2 separate regions of the Homo sapiens genome follow, and region 1 is linked to region 2. The links are chromatin contacts, found by Hi-C or POLR2A ChIA-PET in ENCODE. All regions are on one chromosome and are shown on one strand. Each heading gives the region's core, a stretch centred on a gene start or an enhancer-like site at or near the end of the contact. The rest is flanking DNA. Distances are from core to core; before and after follow the strand shown.

What was found. Hi-C counts contacts between places; a loop is a spot of excess contacts on that map. ChIA-PET counts read pairs that join two places held with the same protein, here RNA polymerase II (POLR2A). Pooled maps may share reads with other maps.
Region 1: a loop to region 2 is called in a map of Caco-2, with 7 times the contacts of the local background. The contact joins two enhancer-like sites. A Hi-C loop is called at or near these places in 2 of 168 maps with a recorded cell type or tissue (Caco-2 and OCI-LY7), 5 of 37 single-sample maps with no recorded cell type and 14 of 50 pooled maps. POLR2A ChIA-PET finds 5 or more read pairs at or near these places in 10 of 52 experiments (CD4-positive, alpha-beta T cell, Caco-2, H1 and 6 more).

What each region holds. Positions count from the first base shown.
Region 1 is chr6:27,249,266-27,252,963 of GRCh38, reverse strand. It overlaps PRSS16 (serine protease 16), which reads right to left. Exons shown (of 12, transcript NM_005865.4): 5 at 2,158-2,281; 6 at 1,845-1,922; 7 at 1,700-1,747; 8 at 924-1,214; 9 at 15-156. Among named protein-coding and RNA genes, the nearest start is that of PRSS16, 3.4 kb to the right of the region's middle. RefSeq lists enhancers at 683-882, 903-1,072, 662-1,182, 1,453-1,822, 1,963-2,032 and 1 more. Within about 2 kb of position 1,548, at least 19 of the 41 ENCODE cell types and tissues checked have a DNase peak (open chromatin) inside an H3K27ac peak, as active enhancers do.
Region 2 is chr6:27,187,260-27,190,468 of GRCh38, reverse strand. No RefSeq gene overlaps it. Among named protein-coding and RNA genes, the nearest start is that of TRI-AAT5-2, 12 kb to the right of the region's middle. RefSeq lists an enhancer at 1,467-2,032 and a cis regulatory region at 1,241-2,127. Within about 2 kb of position 1,493, at least 34 of the 41 ENCODE cell types and tissues checked have a DNase peak (open chromatin) inside an H3K27ac peak, as active enhancers do.

The DNA.
Region 1 (3,698 bases), core at 299-2,798, 62 kb before region 2:
GGCCAGTCACTTACAGAAGCCGAACTCGGTACATGTCTGATACAACCACTGCCGGTCACCCACACCAGACAGTTGAGGTTCTGTGCTCCTCAGCTGTGCCACTGTCTCTGCTCGGGAAAAGCTTAAACACTTCTGGCCCAGGCTGTGCAAGACAATCTAGGGAACAATGTACATACATAAGACATAAATTCCTCCTCTCTTCCCAGCAAGCCAGGGTGCAGAGGCCTATGTCCCCAGAGGTCAAAAGTCAGAAATAGAAGGGTGAGTTCCTGAGTTCTCCTGGGAGTCAGTGGTCAGAGGGGGTGGATGCCTGGGTCCTTGTGAGTTAGAGATCAATGCACTAGAAGACTGAGACCTTATTACCTGTGAGAGCTTGGGCAAGTGATAATCTTTCAGACTTCAGTTTCCTTTTCTGTAAGTGGCGATAATAATAGTGCCTATCTCTTGAGAACTTAATGAAATAATATATGTGAAGCACTTTATACAGCACTTGGTCCAGACAGTGCTGGAAAAGCGACAGCTGGATTGCAGTTGTGGATTTAGAGGCTGCAGTCCCAGGTACCTAGGAGAACCCTATCCCCAGAGATAACATTTTTTCATTCATTCTAAAAATACTAAGTGAGAATTTGCCATGTGCCAGGCACTCCTGCAGGCCCCCCAAAAGAGAACAGGACAGGATAGGCAAAATAGGTAATAATCGCAGTCTCTAACATTCGCACACTGTGTGCCAGGCTCCCAGCTGATTGCTCTACATGACCCGCCTCATTTCATCTTCCCATCGGCCCTGTGAAGTGTTATCCCCATTTTACAGATGAGAAAACGAAGTTTCAGAGAAGGTTCTCGCTTGCCCAAGATCACACAACGGAAGTGGGGCAGGAATCTTTGTCCGCTAACTCCTCCCAGCTGTGCCAGGGAGTGCTCACCTGCACCGCCCGACGAAGCCCGCAGTAGGGCGTGGAGTGGCTGCGGTTGCCCCCGCCCCCGAGGAGAAGTCCGCAGAGCTGTCGCACGCTTAGCGGCGCTCCCGTCTGCCCATCATACTGCACTACACCTCCCACCAGTGCCTGCAGCGCCCCCAACAGCTCCGCCTGGTTTTCAGCGCGGCCCAGGGGCCCGCAAGCGCTCAGCTCCGTCCGCAATGCTGCTTGAGCCGCCCCACCCGAGCGCAGCCGCCGCTCCACTTCAGCGAAGGCGACGGACACCGCCGCCCGGCACTGTGGGAAGCAAGAGGCGATGTCCGCCAAGACTTAGGCTGGGCCTCGGCTTTCCCTACCCAGGACCTGCGTCCTCCTTGGGTTCCCCACTTTCCCCTAGCGGGACTCAGAGGGTGCAGACCTAGCTCTTGGCCCAGGCCCCCGCCCCCAGGCCCCCGCCCCCAATCCCCTGCCTCGCAGCCCTCCTTCTCGGGTCTTCCCTGCAGGCCCCGTCCTCCATTGTGGCCCCGCCCCACCTTGAGCCTCACCTCCGGATAGGATTGTCCCTGCCCAAACCCCGCCCTCTCTGGGGAGCGCCTCTTTTCCTGGTGCCCCTCCTCTTCGTCAGCTCCCGCCTTCTTCCAAAACCTGCGTATTCCCCCGAGCTCCGACCTTCCTTAGACCCCGCCACGTTGCAGGTTTCGCCCTTCTCTGGCCTCCTCTTCCCTGGCATCCGAGGCCTCTTTTCCCTCCCAGTCCCCCTCGGACTAGGCCCCACCTCCTACCTCCAGGGACCCGCCGATCGCGGTGCTCATTAGGCTTCGGGATACCACCTGTGGGCGGACCGCAGAGGAAGGTATCCGGAAGTGTCAAGGGACTCCGCCCGCTGGGACCCCTCCCCGTCCCGCACCTGCTGCCCGCCATCCTTACGTCATTATACTCGGAGAAATCCAGCACGGCCCGCACCGGGGCGGAGGAGGCGACCGACGCGAAAATGAGATGGGGGAACTAAGGGAGGAGACGCCGTCAGCCTGCGGGCTGAGGGGTTGGAATCGCATATCTTTCTGCCTCTGTGTCACTTACTCGCTGTGTAATCTCGGGCTCTTGTGAGGACAGCTTGTGCAAAATTCTTTGGGCGCGGGAGGAAGGTAGGGGCGTGGTGGGAGGGTATTCCTATTATCTGAGACTGGGGCCCTGGAGTCCGAGTTCCCTCCCCCCAGCCCACCCGGAGGAGTCGCAGGACCTTCAGCCGGGCCCAGGCGGCCAAGGAGCCGGCATAGGAGCCTCCGAAGCAGATCCAGGGGCTGGAGGAGGAGATGTTAAAGAGGCGGGAAAGTGCCAGGCGGGCAGAGACCACATCAGCCAGCCTAGGGTCAAAGGGGGGACTCGGTCGGTCCTCATCGCTGGGAATCCCTGAAGATTTCCCCATTCTGGGGGAAACCCGGATCCAGAGACATGAATGGGTGAATCTGGCCAGAAACCAGGGCCGTTTTCTCATGACGTGTTTCCAAGTGTTCTCCAAGCCACATACACTTCCCAGAACATGTGTGCCTAGGCCAAGGGAGACCCTGTCCTCGTCCACTTTCTAGAAAGCCACCACCCTCTTTCCCTTCTCGTTTTAGGTAGGAGAGGAAAAATTTCCAAGTCAGTTTAGATGAAAACCTGACAAATGTAGGGAAGGGTTGAGGGCACTCAAGGAGGGCTACTAAGAGGAGAAGGAGGGGTCCTAACCTGATGAGTTGCAAGGTATTGGGAGAGAGAACAGACACAAAGAGAAATGGAGAGTGAAGTTTGGATATGTCTAACATCCTCTTTCTCCTCCCAAGGGCTTTCTTTCTTCCCTAACCTTTCTGAATGGCTTGCAGTTGGTACCATCCTGTTGCAGTTAGAAAACCGTTTCGCTTGTAGAAAAGATTAAGATGCAGAGAGACAGAGATGGAGACAAAGAGGCACAGATGTAGATACAGAGACGGAGAAAATGAGACAGGCAAACAGACTGTTACAGACACAGACAGAGATACCAATGAGGAAAGAAAAAGCTAAGTTCTGTAAGAATAAAGCAGATGAAAGAAACAAAAAGCAGGTGAAGTAAAGTTGGAAAAATGGTGGCGGTCGTTAATAGGAGTGAGATGCACTGAAGGAGGCTGGGGTGAGAGGCATAAAAACATCTAGGGGAAGGCCACGCCATGCAGAGGGATGAGTTCAAAGGCTCAAGGCAGGAATGTGCGTGTAAGTCTGGAGGACAGTGAGGACTTCAATGTAGCTGGAGCCCAGTGAAAGTGAGAGAGTATAGGTCAGAGTTAACTAGAGGCCAAAACCCACTGGACTCCATGGCGACTGTAAAAGCTTTGACTTTACTCTGAAGTCAAATACAGTCAAAATTGCTTTACTTCTGAAGCAATACAGAAGATGTCTGAGGGACTTAAGCCAGGGAGGATCATGTCCTGGTTTATGCTCTAACAGAATTACTCTGATTTCCACCTGGAAGTCAAGGGCAGAGCAGGAAAAATGGTGAGAATGCTGTGGCCGTAATCCAGGTAAGGAATGCTGGTGGTCTGCACAGTGATACAGTGGCTTACTTCAGACAGAGACGCAGAAATAGAAAGAACACAGGATAAGAGAAAGACAGATAGGGAGAGTCAGAGACCCAGAAATGGAAAGAGAAAAAACAAGACCCTATGAAACACAGAAGAAAACAGAGGGAACCAGAGACTCAGAGGTTGACTTCAGACAGTGGAGGAGAGAGACACAGATGCAGAGATGCCAAAGCACAGACATTCCTGT
Region 2 (3,209 bases), core at 244-2,743:
AAATTGATGTGATTGGGTGACTTGGTCAAGCAGTGATGTCATAACCTGAAGGTCTGCTTGATTATTGCCGTAAGCCAATGGGCCAGGCAGAGAGCTGTGAGCTCGAATGTGTGTAATAAAAATAGGATGTGTATCTTGGTTTAGCAATTGCTGAAGTTGAAGAAAAAGAACACACAGACTGGGCTCCAGAGCGAACTTAAGGCTGTAAAAGTTCTTTAATAATTAAACAGAATAACCTTAGCTTTTTGAATGTTAGTAAATTCAGATCGAGTGATTGGATTATGTGGTCTCCACCAGACTGTCGCTTTTTTTAATGTTTACTAGACCCACCAGTAAAAACAGTCACAGCTCCTTCCAAAGGAGCATCACAAGGAATTTTTGGAAGAACCCATGTAGTTAATTTTAAAAACTGGAAAATTTTATTTTTAGGATAATGATTATCAATACATTCAACAAATTCTGTTAAATTAACTTGCCATGTAACTGAGTTAATAAATGCCTGTTTTACCTGATTTTTATTTATTGGAATTATAATCTTATTGGGCTCAGTGCCACAAAGTTTAACAATTCGTGACGAGCCTGTCCAATTAGAATTGCCATCTGATCTAAATATACTGTGAGTGTTTTTATGGTATTATGTGGCAAAAAAAGACCATTTAACTAAATCATTATTTTGAACAGTAACCCCCATTGGGGAATGTGAAGTAGGGAACACAATGAATTGTAAAGGCGAGTCTGAGTCAATCTTACTGACCTGGGCTTGTTGAATTTTTGTCTTCAATTACTTTTAACTCTTTTATGGCCTCGGTGTTAGTTCTCTGTTACTTTGTAAGTTGGAATTTCCCCTCAATATTGAGAAGAGATTAGACATAGCATAAGTAGGAATTCCTAAGGTGGGCCGAATCCAATTAATATCTCCTAACAATTTTTGAAAATCATTTAAGGTTTTTAAATAATCTTTTTAAATTTGAACCTTTTGAGGCTTAATGGCTGTATCCTGTACTTGCATCCCCAAATACTGAAAAGGAGTGGTTGTTTGAATTTTGTCAGGTGCTATACGCAATTCAGCGTTTGTAATTGCCTTTTGTAAAGATGAATAACATTGAATAGGTTGATCTCTATTTTTTGCTGCACACATCTGGAAATTGATCTCTAACAGGCTGGATAGTTCTGCCTACAAAAGTTTGACAGATTGTGGGACTGTTTAACATACCCCGGAGTAAAACCTTCTAATGATATCTGGCTGCAGGTTCTTTGTTTTTAATGGCAGGGACAGTAAAGGCAAATTTTTCGAAATCTGCCTCTGCTAAAAGAATTGTAAAACAAGGCAGTCTTTTAAATCTATAATAATGAGCAGCCAGTCTTTAAGGAGCATAGTGGGGGATGGGAGCCCAGGTTGTAAGGCTCCCATCGGTTGAATTACAGCGTTGGCCACTCGCAAGTCGGTCAGCATGTGCCATCTACCGGACTTTTTCTTAATTACAACTATTGGGGAATTCTAAGGAGAGAAAGTGGGTGAAATATATCCTTTTTCTAGTAGTTCTTTAACTATTTCATAAAGCGCCCCCAATTTTTCCTTAGGCCACTGTTCGACCCAGACAGGGCGCTGGGTCATCCATTTTAAGGGAAATTGCTCCTTCACTGTAATGAACTGCAGGGCGAACCTGAATTACCCCCTCTCCATAATGAACTGCGGGTCGGGCAATAATGAGCGCGGCCAGCCGAGTCTCGGCAGCGGAGTCTCAGGCTCCCTCCGCCTGCACTCACTCGGCTGAGGAGGAGGTGGCCATTCCGGACATTCCTCTTGAGGAACCCTGAGCTGAATGAGTTTCTGAATAGGTTTAGGAAGACTGGGGGGATTGGCATAAATTACTTCCGGACTCTCCTTTTGGCTAGTACTCGGTAGAGGCGTTTCAGAGTCCTGATTATCAAACTCCTCCTTCTCCTCCTCTGACTCAGCCTCATCATTTGTCTGAAATGGCTCCAGTGCGGCACGCACCAATGACCAAACTGACCAAACAGGCAAACGAATTTCCTTTCCTTCTCTACGTGCTTTTTAAAGGTCCTTTCCAACTCTTTCCCAATCTCTTAATTTCAAAGTTCCCTGTTCAGGGAACCAAGGGCAAAATTGTTCTACAGCATGAAATTAATTCATACGATTTTTTGTACCAACTTTTACGCCATCACGCTTCAACAGCCGCCCTAGCAAGCTCAAATACGTGGTGTACTTACTTTCAGTTTTCCCCATTGTGTCCCTGGCTTTCTCCAAGTGCCCTGCTTACCTGCAGAGCTTAAAAACTTTTTCGTCCTCGGGAGTCCTTCGTCCATCAGCCCTCCGTTTCACACGCTCGAGCATTCCTTCATCAGATTCTTTCGAGCCCCACGTTGGGCACCAGAATGTTGGGGACCAGCCTCAATACCACCCTTAGGGTACCTAAAGTCCGGTGGCGACAAAGGAATGAGAAGAGACAGGTTAAGAGTGTATAAAGAGTGGGGGCCAGGGGGCCAATTGCAAAATGGAGGCTGCAAAAGGCGCCCAGCTCTGGTCTCCACACTATTTATTGAGTACAATCACTTAGATCCAAAAAGCAGACATTTAGGGCGAAATGGTGAAAGGGAGGCAGCGTGTTACAGGCGTAATCTATAGCAATAGCGGTTTAAATGAATCTCCTTTGTGCCCAAACAGCGTATCTTTAACTTATTGGAGAGTAGCTAGTGGGAGCGGGCTTAACTAGGAGCCTGCACGTCTGTCTACATTCCAACGCTTCAAAGGAGTGTCTTTCTTCTTGAACACAGTGTTTATAGATAAGAGAGCAGGTTGCACTCAGAGCATGGGAACATAATGGCGATAAGAAGGCTTTCCTCTTCAGAGGCCTCTTGTGGCTTTCCACAACTTACTCTCCCATATTTTTATTGCCAGTTTATGGCCCCATAAGCCTTTTTCCCAATGTATCTTCAAGAGAATGTCCAGCAACCCAAACAGCTGACACCCTGTTGGGTCAGCAGAGCTCAATCTCTCAGGGTTTGGAAAGCTGCAGGAGGGGCAGTAAAGCACAAAGAGAAGAGAAGGTACCACCGAGAAGTACTGTAGTAAAAAAATAATTTTGGTTTTACCATTCATCTTCCATCAAATTTCTACTAGTCAACAAAGCAAATAAAGACAACTACTATTTCACATGGTAGATGCAGAAACAGAGTTAATGAAGTGT